2 separate regions of the Homo sapiens genome follow, and region 2 is linked to region 1. A link is a contact called in ENCODE Hi-C data. All regions are on one chromosome and are shown on one strand. The core of a region is the stretch at or near the end of the contact, and the rest is flanking DNA. Distances in the headings are between cores, read along the strand shown.

What was found. Hi-C counts contacts between places; a loop is a spot of excess contacts on that map. Pooled maps may share reads with other maps.
Region 2: a loop to region 1 is called in a map of mammary epithelial cell, with 8 times the contacts of the local background. The contact joins the enhancer-like site here to the promoter of LINC00502 in region 1. A Hi-C loop is called at or near these places in 1 of 168 maps with a recorded cell type or tissue (mammary epithelial cell), 1 of 37 single-sample maps with no recorded cell type and 4 of 50 pooled maps.

Annotation. Positions count from the first base shown.
Region 1 is chr10:91,042,285-91,048,991 of GRCh38, forward strand. It overlaps LINC00502 (long intergenic non-protein coding RNA 502), which reads left to right and starts at 3,524. Exons shown (of 4, transcript NR_047467.2): 1 at 3,524-3,646; 2 at 4,728-4,834; 3 at 5,617-5,745.
Region 2 is chr10:91,294,723-91,301,429 of GRCh38, forward strand. No RefSeq gene overlaps it. Among named protein-coding and RNA genes, the nearest start is that of PCGF5, 77 kb to the left of the region's middle. Within about 2 kb of position 4,054, at least 4 of the 41 ENCODE cell types and tissues checked have a DNase peak (open chromatin) inside an H3K27ac peak, as active enhancers do.

The DNA.
Region 1 (6,707 bases), core at 2,274-4,773:
ACCTTTCCTCCTGTGCTCTCTGACCTCACTGATTGAGTGTGTGCAGGAGTGTGTTCTCATCCTCACTCACTATGCTCTTACCACTTCTTTGTCCAAACCATGTCCCAACTAATTCTACCTGCTATTCCATCTAGAAAATTTCCTTTTCAGTGGACTCATATTTTCTGGTCTTTTTGCTTCAGGCACACTTAATTCTCTCTCTATCCCTCGAAGTGCAACCAGGGGATCAATGAGGTAAGGAAGAGAAATCAAGATTGGATTCTAGTCCAATCGAGAAATTAAGTCGAGGATGACATTAAGGTTTCTAATTTGGGAGACTAATGAAGGCTGGAACACAGAAGAGGAAGAGCAGGTTTGGAACAAGTGGAAGAAATTTCCAGTGGATAGTTTATTAAATCTTCACCCTTCTTTAGGTCCCTGTTCCTTACCTAGGACATGCAGCCTTCTTTTTTCAGGAAGAAGATGCTAAGCATAGTTAAAGCTAAGCTGTTTGCTATGCTCAGTGTTTGGACTATTTGGCCAATGCTCTTTGCTATTAGTCAGTGCCCAGCTGATCCAGGTGTTAACATTTTTCAATATCACTGTTACTAGTGATCTTTCAAGTTCCATGCTTCCCACTCTGAACCTTCCCTTGCTCTATTCTAGAAGGTCATCCCCAAGAAGCGCTTCTCAACATTTTCCTCCCCGGGACTTCTAAAGGCAGAAACTCCTGGATTTGAGGGTTTAGAGCCATCCAAGAAACAGGCCAAATTTATTTGAAAGCTCTTCTCTTAAATCCTTACAATTCATGAAAATTTATATTCTGCTTCACAAGAAATCTATACTTGTTTCAATATAAAAATAATGTTTAAAAGTACTATCAAGCATCACAGTTTAGAGAATGGGCTTCGAAGTCAGAAAGGTCAGAGTTTGGCTTGCGTCTCTGCCAATTACTTGTTGTTGGACCTGGAGCAAGTTCTTTGACCTCTCTAGGCCTCTGTGTCCCTCATGTGGTTGTTGACCACGTGGTCAATGTTCCATAGATTTAGCACCCTGAGGGCCAGAGTCTATCTTCTCTTCATTTGTGTCTCCCACACAGACACCAGAGGAGTGTCCTGTCCGCAGAAGGCCCTTGGTGTGTGTTCATTCCTCTACATCAGACATTAGTGCACCTAGGGTTATCCCGTTTTTACCACTAGATGGAGAGCACGTATCCTAGAAGTTTTAATCCATTAGTAAGTGAGAGAGCAAACATTTGTCTGTCTTGTCTTCACCAAATCAACTTATTGAATGATGACAGAATCATTAAAACTAGCTTTCAATAAATGCAATTATAAGGTAACTTTATAACTTTCAGAACTATTTCTTTTTTTTTTTTTTTTGAGAAAGTGTCTTACTCTGTCACTCAGGCTGGAGTGCAGTGGTGCTATCATTGCTCACTGCAGCCTTGACCTCCCGGGCTCAAATGATCCTCCCACCTCATCCTCTGGAGTAGCTGGGAGTGCAGTTGCATGCCACCACTCTCAGCTAATTTTTTTTATATTTTTTGTAGAGACAGGCTTTTGCTGTGTTGCCCAGGCTGGTCTTGAATTCCTGGGCTCAAGTAATCCACCTGCCTCGGCCTCCCAAATTGTTGGGATTACAGGCGTGAGCCACTGTGCCCAGCCTCAGAACTATTTATGCTTAAAGTAATGAAAAGGTGAAAGCAAGGGAGAAACATTAACTTCAGGATAGTGGCTACCTCTGGGGATGGGATAAAATGGAATTGGGTAGGACGAGGAAACTCTAAATGTATCTGGCAGCTTATTTCTTACTTAAGAAAAGATATGAAGTAAAAAATGTTGGCCAGGTGCAGTGGCTGACACCTGGAATTCCAGCACTTTGGGAGGCCGAGGAGGGTGGATTACTTGAGGCCAGGGGTTCGAGGCCATCCTGGCCAACATGGTGAAACCCCATCTCTACTAAAAATATGAAAATTAGCCAGGTGGGGTGGCACGTGCTTGTAATCCCAGCTACTTGGGAGGCTGAGGCAGGAGGATTGCTTGAATCCAGGAGGCAGAGGTTACAGTGAGCCAAAATAACATCACTGCACTTCAGCCTGGGCAACAGAGTGAGACCCTATCTCAAAAATAAATAAACAAATAAATAAAATCTACAAAATGTCCAAAAATATTAACTTTGGGTGAATTCTGGGTAGTAGGGGAGAAAACTTAGATGTCTCATTACTTTCTGTATTTCTCTGTTTGAATTTTTTTGTAATTGTAAATGTTTTTTAAGTGAGGGAAAAACTCAAAGGTAAAATTTATGCTTACTGTGTCTAGCTCTATTTATGCTGCCTAACGAGCTCTTCAATGTTCTCAGAGATATGCAATTTGCAAAAGGAAACAACAACAGAGCAAAAACCATACGGATGTCTCTCTACTTGGGCTCTCATGTTGCCACCCTTCTACTGAACCTTACATTTTGCCCTGAAGTTAAGTCTTTTAACGGTCATAGCTTAACTCAATTGCTAATTAGCTCTTGTCTCCAAACTGTATTGTTTTCAACTAATCTGAAAGGTGAAGAAAAGTTGTTTCCATACATCTGTTCAGGTTGGTATTCCATGTAACAAACTACCCCAAAACTTAATGGCATAAGACAACCATTTTATTATGTTCCTGGATTCTGTGGGGCAAGAATTTGGACAGAATACAGTGGGGATACTTTGTCTCTGCTCCATTATATATGGGGTCACAACTTGGGGGTGACTTGACAGTGGGGAGTAACTTACTTGATGACTGAGAGCAAAACTCATTGGGAGGTGTATTCACTCCTGTGTCTGGTTGTTGATACTGGCTCTTGACTGACACCTCAGCTGGGGCTGTCTACAGAGTCATCTACTCATTACAATCATGTCACTATGGTTGGCTCAGATTCCCAGGGAGAGGTCAGAGACTCCCACCTCTCAATGGGAAGGGTGTCAAAGAATTTGCATGCATATTTTAAACCCCCCACAATATCCTTTTAACTCTGTTGTTACAATGAAGTGGTTTGATAAGTCTGGACCCCACTTTCTCTTTGTTTACTCAAGTAATCCGTAGGGGGAACATTTAAGTGTATCCACTAAATTGTCTAGGAACATGTCTGGTCAAGTTATAGCAGCTCAGATTATAAACTAATAAGAGTATTTATTTTATTAGTACTATTCCTTGTGAAAGCAGACTAGTTTTTTAAAAAATGACCATTCAACATAAAGGTATACATCATAAATAACTCATAGAATGAAATTTTCACCACCAATGAAATATTGTCCAAGGCGGACTCCATTATCTATTGCTGCACAGCAAATTACTCTATAATTTATGGCTTTGTGGATTTAAAACAACAAACATTTATTATCTCACAGCCTCTGTGGGTCAGGAATTTGTGAATAGTTTAACTCGGTGACTCTGCCTCGGGGTCTCTCCTGCAGTTTCAGTTAAGATATTGTCTAGGACTGTGTCATCTGAAGGCTTGACTGGGGCTGAAGGAGCTGTTTCCAGCATGGCTCACTCTCATGGCTGTTGGCAAGAGGCCCCAGGTCCTACCATGTGGACTTCTCCATAGGACTGCTTGAGTGTTCTCATGACATGACAACCAGCTTCTTCCAGAGTAAGAGATCCCAAAGAGAGCAAAGAGGAAGCCAGAGGTATCTTTTATGTCCTAGTCTTTGTAAGTGACATGCTATCACCCCTGCCATATTCTCTACATTAGAAAGTGAGTTACTAAGTCCCACTCACATTCCAGGCAAAAGACATCAAACTCCATCTCTTGAAGGGAGGCATAGCAAAGACTCTGTGATGATATAGTAAGACTACCACAGGGAGCTGAAAAAAGGCCTCTCTCACTCCATCTTGAAGGAATCTGCCTTAGGGCATCTGTCCTTATTGAGGAAATGAATGTGGGGAAACAAGTTGTTTCCATATGGAAAATTATACATCAATTTCCACTTTGTCATTCAGGTAGGAAACACACCTGGACTACTCTCTTCTATTCTGCTCCTATCTTCATAGGATAAGAACTATGATTCTTGCCAATAACAGCCTGGGGAATGCTTTGCATGTTTTATATTTACGTGCAACTGTGGTAATATCATGGAAGTATGGGTATTCCAGGGCCTATTCTAATGCCCTCATTGACACGAGGGTTCATTTGGTCAAGTCTCCTGGACAGGTTTGCTCTTTCTTGTATTCCATTCTATTGTGTATCTTTCAAAACTACAAACTTGAATGGTCAGGATGATAGATGGGGCTGTGCTTCAGGTCAAGGGAGATCATAAGATGCAGAAAAATTGCCATCTGCAAAAAGCAAAATGCAATGAAGTGAAATGCAATCCTGAGTGACTGTTTCTCATCTTTAGTGAGGCATTGAAGAAAAGATGCAATTACTCATTCATCTGAGAAAAGGAAACCTAGGGTGCACCCAGTTCAGAAACCTAAAAGAAGATCTGCTAGAATTTCTAACTTAGGAAATACCAGTCTTTAGGATGGGGTAGCTAGGTCACTGACAGGAAGGTGGGGGTCCCTCCCTTCAAAGAAAAATGGTAGGATTGTATCTGGTTCTGGATCTAATTCAACTTGACTACTTAGCAGTAAAGATAAATTGGACCCAAAGAGAAAACTGAAAATCACATTTTCCTGGCAAGTCCTTCAATGGGCTTAGTGTGTTTAGATTTATGAGGGAGTGAATGACCTTCTCTGCCACAGTTTTTTACATTTTCGTTTTTCCAGGACTGATTTTCCATCTGGCCTAACCAGAGTCTGAAGTTGCTGAATCAAACAGAGCCAATAGGTCGGACTTGAGCTGACTGGAGCATGCACAGAGCTGGGAAGCACAAGTATGTTCCTTTTGTAAAGGGCTATCAACCAGATGCCTCCTCCTCCCTCCTCCCAGCCTGCCTCAGATCATGGCCCTGAAAGAGAAGACATCCTGTTTTTCCAACTCAAGAGACACCACTGCAGGGGGAGCAGTAGCAGGCTTGGGGACGTTTTCCACTCAAGAAGCTGGCTATGGGAAGAGGTGGGATGACAGTATTAAATGCAAGGACATTGTCAGACAGACCTGGTTCCTATGCCAGATTCCCAGGTTGGTGGGGGGCGGGTGGGAAGGGTCAGGGAAGGCCAGGGTTTTCTACTCATCTCTAGCAACCCCAGAGAAAACGTGGAAGAGCAGTGCAAAGTTTCCACACACTCGAGAAGAGTTCAAGAGTAGCAGAGCACTGATAAACCCAGGTATCCGGCAGAAGTGAAAAAGTACATTATAAGAGAAAGCCGCAAGACCAGGTGAGGTAATGAACATTGCTGGAGTGCTAGTAACCAGAGGTGGGATACATCTCAGGAGAGGCAGGCTTTGCCAGAATACCATGTAGGCTACCCCACACAGGTGCCATCTAAAGGAGATGGAAGACAATAGAGAAAATCCAGAATTAACTGAATTTTAACATGAAAAGATTGAGAAAACAGAGAAGTTTTCTATAAATAATTAACATTGCATGTTATAATGTTAAGTAAATTAAGTTACATTATACAAAATAATATTATCAATTTTGCACACTCAAGTTTGTGGCTTAAGAAAATTCAAACCTGCTTATCAATGTACCATTCTCTATTGTTCCTACAGCTTACCCTGTATTTCATGCAATACAAAGGAAGATGGCTGTTTGGGGTTGCCGTGTCTCTTAGCAATTAAGGAGATGGCTACAGCCAAGCAGTGTGAAGTGACAGCACCAGAAAGTTTTCTACACCAGAGGTTAGAAAATATTTTCTTTAAAGAGCCAAGTAATGAATATTTTAGGCTTTGCCAACTATACAGTCTCTGTTGCAATTCTTCAACTCTGCCCTTATAGCACAATACATAAATGAATGGGCCAGGCTATGTTCCCATTAAATTTTATTTATGGAAACTGAAATATGAATTTTATATTATTTTTCTGTTTCACCAAATATTATTATTCTTTTGATTCCTTTAAAGTAATATAAAAATGTAAAAACTATTCTTAGCTCATAGGCCATGCAAACACAGGAGGTAGGCTGGATTTGACTACCGGAAGTAGTTTACTAGCCCTTGTTTTTGGCTGGTCACTGATCTCCACACCATGGAAGGAATTAATGTATTCAGGCTCATGGCCCTGGGTAAAAAGGTCCACCTGCTTAGGAAAGTGCTCAGGAGATAAAATCCTCCTGGGAATCACATAATCTTTTTTTTTTTTTTTTAGCATCTTTTTCTTTTCCTTTGTCCTGTGGCTTTTCACGTGGTTTCAAGACAAGTGTCAAACTTTACATTTGACTTAGAAAAGCCACAACTCATATTCAGACTCCTTCTGCAGTGGCAGAAGACTGCTGGGCTCTAAGCCCCAGGAAGACGGGGACTGTGTGTCTTTTTCCTTGCTACTATATTGCTGGGGTCTAATGTAGCATCTGACAGAGTAAGGCACTAAATAAATGTTTGTTGATTGAATGACTAAGTGATTAAAAAGTCCCTTTAAAGCACTTTTTTTTTGGTGTTTTTTGTTTTTTGTTTTTGAGATGGAGTCTCGCTCTCTTGCCCAGGCTGGAGTGCAGTGGCACGATCTTGGCTCATTAGAACCTCTGCCTCCGAGGTTCAAGTGATTCTCCTGCCTCAGCCTACCGAGTAGCTGGTATTACAGGCGCCTGCCACCACATCTGGCTAATTTTTGTATTTTTTAGTAGAGACGGGGTTTTCCCATGTTG
Region 2 (6,707 bases), core at 2,804-5,303, 250 kb after region 1:
GTACATTGTGATCCCTCCCCCACAATCAACGTACATGTTTGCATACACGTGGTAGAAATTACACATTAAATTGCAACAATGGTTACCTTTCAGGAAGGACTTGGAGGGAGCTTGGGAAGGTCACTGTTACTTCTTGCTTTATACTCCTCTGTATTATCCAAATTTATGACAAAAATATGTTATATTTCTAGCTTAAAATCTTCAGTAATGTAAGTGATTAATTTGCTTGTTTATGATCTTTCTCTCCTCTCTAGGATGTAAACTCCATATAAGCAGAGACTTTGTCCACCTTTTCTCACCATCATCTCCACTGTACTTACAACATTGCCTGGAATACAGGAAGTGCTCAATGCATATTTTTTGAGTGACAGATCAATTTTTTAAAAAGAAAATTCCATTTTGACAAAACCTATCTTTCATATCCCCCTCCCCAACCCCTCCAAGTTTTTATTGGTGAAGTGACTGGGTGCTGAGGAATCTGAAATTCTCTGCCTCCATATGGTGGGCCTTGAATTAAGGTTGACCTCTTCCCTGTATCATTGGTTCCCATTATAAATGGGTTGAAAACCCATAAGGCCTCCTACATACAAATGTGAAAAAGACTCAAAGTTCTTAAGTGATAGAGTTTCAAGTAACAAAGAATGGGTTGTTTTAAAAGAGAAATCTTGATAATGGTTTAAAGTTAATCCCTTCAAAAGTAAGAGCTAAAAAAGAACATATTAAGTTAGAGACAAGGAACAAAAGCATGTGCTGTCTATCCAGTCGTTGAAAGGTCACAACTGTTTAACCACCAGATAATTCGACCTATTTAGAAGAGTCCAACAAAACCTCAAGAATATAATAGATTATAGCTTAGGAAAAGATCTGCAAAAATATGCACTAAATTGTATTCTGTGGTTACTGTTTCTCTTTAACTTTCCCTTTGCTTTACTGCAGAACCAACATACAGCCGCTCAGGAATGCACATAATCTCAAAGACCCGTGGGCTGTCTTGCCTTTTCTTCGCGAGTGGAATTCTAGAGTTTGGGGACTATGATGCACAGAGAGAAACTGGTCAGGTCCAAAGATCTCAGAACTTAGGGGTTTCATGTTGTGGACAAACAAGGAAGAGAAAAGAGGGAATATGTCAGTCATATCGCCTGGACCAGATGGTTCTGGGTTTGGGAATCCTCATTTCTTGCATCTTACAGTTACTTAATCTATTACTTCTGTGCTTTTGGTTTTCTCTTTACTGTATCAACAGGCTACTGCAGGGGTCATAGCCTGGACATGGCCAACCAGAAAGATACTCAAGGAATGCTCAACAAAAGATAGCAGGTACACTTGATCCCTGCATAGAGCCACAGAAAAATATCATTTGTGAATTTAACTGCTAGAGGCTAATGGAAATAAAATGCAAACAGCCTAAAGAATTTCCAGCTTAATCAATATTCTTTTTTATCTGTAATCTTTATTTGTAAAAGAGAAACCTACTGTTTTTCCCTTAAGTTGTGATGCCAGCATAATGTGATCTCATGCAATGTGGGTGAAAGTTAAATGATTTTTTAAAATAAATGTATAAGAGTAAGTTTAATAAGTAGAAAATTTTGGGATTGAATTTTATTTTCAAGGTAATATTTACAGAAAAATAAAATGAAGCATGTGGTTTGAGGTGAGAAGAAAGTTGGTTTGAGGTGAGGAGAAAGTAACGAGACCCTTTCACTTTTAGCTTCATTCTGTTCCATATCATCAAATTTGTTCCCCGTATCAGGAAGCAACAAACATAAAGAGATAAAAAGTGATCTCAGAAAGGGCAAAATCTATGGTGTACTCCAAATGCTGTATAAGTCCCTTGGGTTTCTTTCTCAGGAAGTCAATTCCCTGTCCCATGACTGCCAGCTAGGGCTTGTGGCTTCTCGCCAATGTTCCCCCATAAAAAAAAAAAAAAAAAAAAAATCAGCTCAAGGTGTGACTGCAGCTCAAGTCTGATCTCTCCTGGTCAACTGGGAAATTTACAGGGGATACTTGCCCTTTACCAGGGAACAAAATTCTAAGCCACAGGAAACAAACTGGAGGAGGATTAATTGTAGGCTGAAAGACTATTGGGATGACAGTGGAGGGAGACGCTTATAAAATGTTAAGCAATGTGTTATTTTTATGAGGTAAGAGACCATATACAAAACAAATCTAATATGTGTGGTTTAGAGCACAGGCTTTGTGGTCAGGGACCTGAATGCAAATATTTCTCTGCCATTTACTTTGGGCAAGTCACCTGCCTCTCTAAGGCTCAGTTTCCTCATCCATCATTTGTGTATGATAAAAAGACAGTGCGGTTCTCAGTAGTCAAGTGCTCAATAAAAAGTAGCCATTCACAGAAGACAAATTTTACATATTCTCACTCATTTGTGGGAACTAAAAATTAAAACAATTGAATTCATGGAGATAGAGAACACAATGATGATTACCATGGGCTGGGAGGGGCAGTAGGAAGTGGAAGACATTGGGGATGGTTAATGGGTACAAAAATATAGTTAGATAGAATAAATAAGAATGTGATAGCACAACAGGGTGACTACAGTCAACAGTAATTTATTGTACATTTAAAAATAACTAAAAGTATAATTGGAATGTTTGTGACACAAAGAAATGATAAATGCTTGAGGTGATAGATACTCCATTTACCCTGATGTGATTATAATGCATTGTATGCCTGTATCAAAACATCTCATATACCCCATAAATACACACTCCGACTATGTACTCATAAAAATAAAAAATAAAATTTAAAAGCAGCTATTACTTTTTAGCTTTTATGAGATGCATAAGCTTTTTAACTAGAGTAATAAGAAATTACGCAAACATGCATAAGTGGAAATTATTAATGTTTCTTTGACAAAAATGTGAGATTGCTTTTATTTAAGGGACATTGTTAGTATGAATGCTTCAAAAACGGAATCAATAGTCATCCTACATTAAATCCAAATCGGTGTACTCTATACATCTGCCTACGTGTCTGCGTAAGCATGGGTGCTCCCCAAATTCCTGTAATTTATAAGAGCTATTTAATACTTACTTTCATTTTTCCTTCCCCACTCAGTTCTTTCATTTCTCCCGAATGAATCAAGGAGAAATCTCCCAGGAAGGCGAAACCTCTGGACCACCAAGTCCTTGAAGTAGGGCGACCCACTGCCACAGTTTTAATGGGAGTGTCCCGGTTTTAGCACTTAATAATCTCATGACCCGGGAGCTCCACTAGTCTTCTGCAAACTGCGATGGTGGTTTCCTCTACCTGGGAGCCTGGCAGCCCCACCAGGCCCTACAGGATTACATCTGTTGACTGCACTCAGTTTTACTTCATTGCAGGTGGTGTTTCTTTCCCTTGGTAGAGTTCTTTCACTAACACCCCTGTGAGTCTTGTCAGATGTGATTAAACTCTGGGCAACACAAATGGAATGAAAAGAGGGAGGTGGAATTGTTTTTTTTTTTTTTTTTTAACGTGAGATAACTGACAGGTAAGACTTGAGATGAACCGGGGGGTTAAAGAAGGGTATGCGTGCCTCTGGGTGCTTTGCTATCTATGTGCTCACACATAAGAAGGAGTATGTGTAATGTACTGAGGAAGAGACCTTGGGAAGCCCGACCTGGGCAGGAGCCCCTGGAAAGTGGGGGAGGGGAAGGCAGCCGTGGCTGCAAAATTGAGGCACACAGTTTCCCATCACGGCCTCCAGAGGGCGCCATCAGCCCGCAGTGGTTCTTTGCCTTTTGAGGGCGGGCAGAAGGAAGAGGATCCACCTGGAGGATGGGTAACGAGAGCTGCAACCCACTTCCTTCAGGGCTGGGGCATGCAAGAACGAGGAGTGGACCGCTCGCAGTGCTTGAATGTCCTCCTTGTTAACCCCAGCTGGGATAAGCACCTCCGCCTCATAAGATCAAAGCTCTTTCATTCCTGCTTTAACTTTGCCAGTTCCCTTTACTTCGGAAAGAATGAGAAACCTCATCCTAGCAATCCCAGGGATCTGTGCCCTCCAGAGGAAGATCTCTGCAAAGCTGTTTACAGCGGGTTGTTTGGAGGCCAGCTTCTCTGGCACGGCGCGGTGTCCCCGTGGAGCGTTTCCAGGGCGCGGAGGCCCTGGGTCACCAACTCGAATGAATAGTGAGTGAGCTGATTGCCGCTCCACGCTGATGGATGTATATTTGTTACATTTGAAGTGTTCTGAGAAAAGAACTGCTTCTGAAAAGAAGAGCTTTGTGTGAGCACAGTGAACATGAAGGGCGAGATTCCAAAACCTTTAGGAGGGTTTTCTTTCTATGCAAGAATGAGCCACAGAAAGCTGTTCCCAGCATCCTCTGCTAATCTAGGAACACCTATGGAAAAGCGTTGTCCCGGTCTCAATCCCAGGGATGGGAATCAGGAAGCACAGAAGCTGCCATCAGAGCCCAGGGCTGGCTCTGTCATTGCCCCTTGGGTGACCTGCCGGCAAACCGCTAGAGAGCCGAGCCTCAGTTTTCTCATCTGTAAAATGAGAGCCCGGTTGTAGGGTACCCAAGTTCCCTCCCAGGTCTGGCACTTCCTGAGGGTCCTATTGTTCACCATAGAGCTAATAATGCTAGTTCTCAATTGTTTTGTTCTTGGGACCCCTTCACAAATCTTAAAAGTACTGAGCCTCCCCCCACCCCATGGATCTGTGGGGGCTTCTTTTGCTATTTGGCAGTCAGTACTAATCAAACTAACTGACATAGAAGAATTTTAGCTTATACTTCATGTGTCTAAGGCTCTCTCCAAGGGCCTTCTCTCTGCCCTATCATGTTTACATTTGTCTTGGTTGATGTAAGGCACTGATTATGGCCTCTGGATGCACATTGGAATCACCTGTAGAGCTGAGACATAACCTCAGACCAATTCCCAGAGATTCTCATCTAGTTGGTCTCTGCTAGGGTAGTGGGGAGGGGGCTACCAGGTGATTTTTAATGTGTAGCCAGGCTTGAGAAGGGCCACTCTGATAGCTCTGTGGTTCTCAAAGTCAGCCGGCAGCATCAGTATTACCTGGGAACTTGTTAGAAATGCAAATTCTCAGGCCTGCCAAGGACCTACTAGGGCAGAGCCCAGGAATCTGTTTTAACAAGCCTTCCAGGTGATTTGAATACATGCTACAGTTTGAGACCCAGTGTTCTCAATTGCCACACCTCCACAGCTTCCACTCCCACCTTCACCATCACCTCCATCAACTAAGTAAGCCCATGAAAATGTTTCAGGTTCCCATCTTCCAAGGTGCAGCTGTCTGTGTTTGCAGTGGTGACAGGGGCTTGGGTGACTGTGGCATCATTTGCATGTGAGAAGCTGCTGGGCTCTTCAGCAAGAATGAACCAAAGGTCACTAAATGCCACACACATATTCCATTCAGCAAATATTTATTGCATAAATATTTATTGAGGTACCAGCCTACTGCTGAGGGCATCACCTTACAGAATGCTTGCTGCATAGGAGATGCTTCAGAAATGCTGGCTGATGAAACCTCAAGGCCTTTTTGCAGCCATTCATGCTGCCTAAGAATTATGCATCCTGTTTACTCTGTCCTTACCTTCGACACATGGAAGCTCTAATCCTTGGGAATCCTGAAAAGCAAGGGTCCCTCTGGCACAGCAACCAAAAAGAAAATCACAACCACACCTAGCCTGTGCTAGCCTTGCCAATGATATTGCTTTTGCAAAGAATGGAAAATATTTGCAAATGGTTGAATGTTGAATCATGGGTTCTATGACATTAATGTTTATAAAATTCCATTTTACTATGGAAACAATAGGCTAATTGTTAGAGTGGATGGAGATCTATAGGATTGTCTCCTCCACACTCACATACTTGTTTTTCTAGAAACTGCCACCTTTCCCATCCGTATTTCTCACAGGAGCTCTCTCTCTCTTTCTCTCTCTCTCTCTGTATATAGTACATGACCCATCAACCTAACTGGCACTCAATCCAAAGTGGGCTACTGACTCTTGACTCCTTTGGTTAGAATTTTTTGGACTTGACACTGAGCAATCTCCCTATGGTGACTGAAGCTGGAAGGTTCAGTATTAGGGTTCTCCATAGATATGGGACCAATAGTGTGTGTGTGTGTGTGTGTGTGTGTGTGTGTGTGTGTGTCTACAGAGAGAGAGAGAGGGAAGATAGAAGATAGATAGATAGATAGATAGATAGATAGATAGATAGATAGATAAAAAGGAATTTATTAGGGGAATTGGCTAAGACAGGTTGTCTGCGAGCTGGAGACCCTGGGATGCTGGTAGCATGGCTCAGTCTAAGTTCAAAGGCCTTGGAACTAGGGAAGCAGGTGGTGTAATTCTCAGTCCGAAGCTGAAGGCCTGAGAACTTGGGGTGGGGTGGAGGAGTGTGGTAAGTTTTAGAGCCTAAAAGTTGGAGCTTGGAGTTCTGATGTCCAAGGGACAGAAGAAAAGTATACCCCAAATCCAGGAGAGAGAGAGAGGAACTCACCTTTTTGTTCTATTCAGGTACCCAGCTGATTGGATGGTGCCTGCCCACATTGAGGGCAGATCTTCCCCACTCAGTCCATTGACTCACATGGCAATCTCCTCTGGAAACAGCCTCCATGACATACTCAGAAATAATCATTTATTTACCTGTTCTTTATTTCACTCGTGTCCATGTGAAGAGACCACCAAACAGGCTTTGTGTGAGCAATAAAGCTTTTAATCAGCTGGGTGCAGGCGGG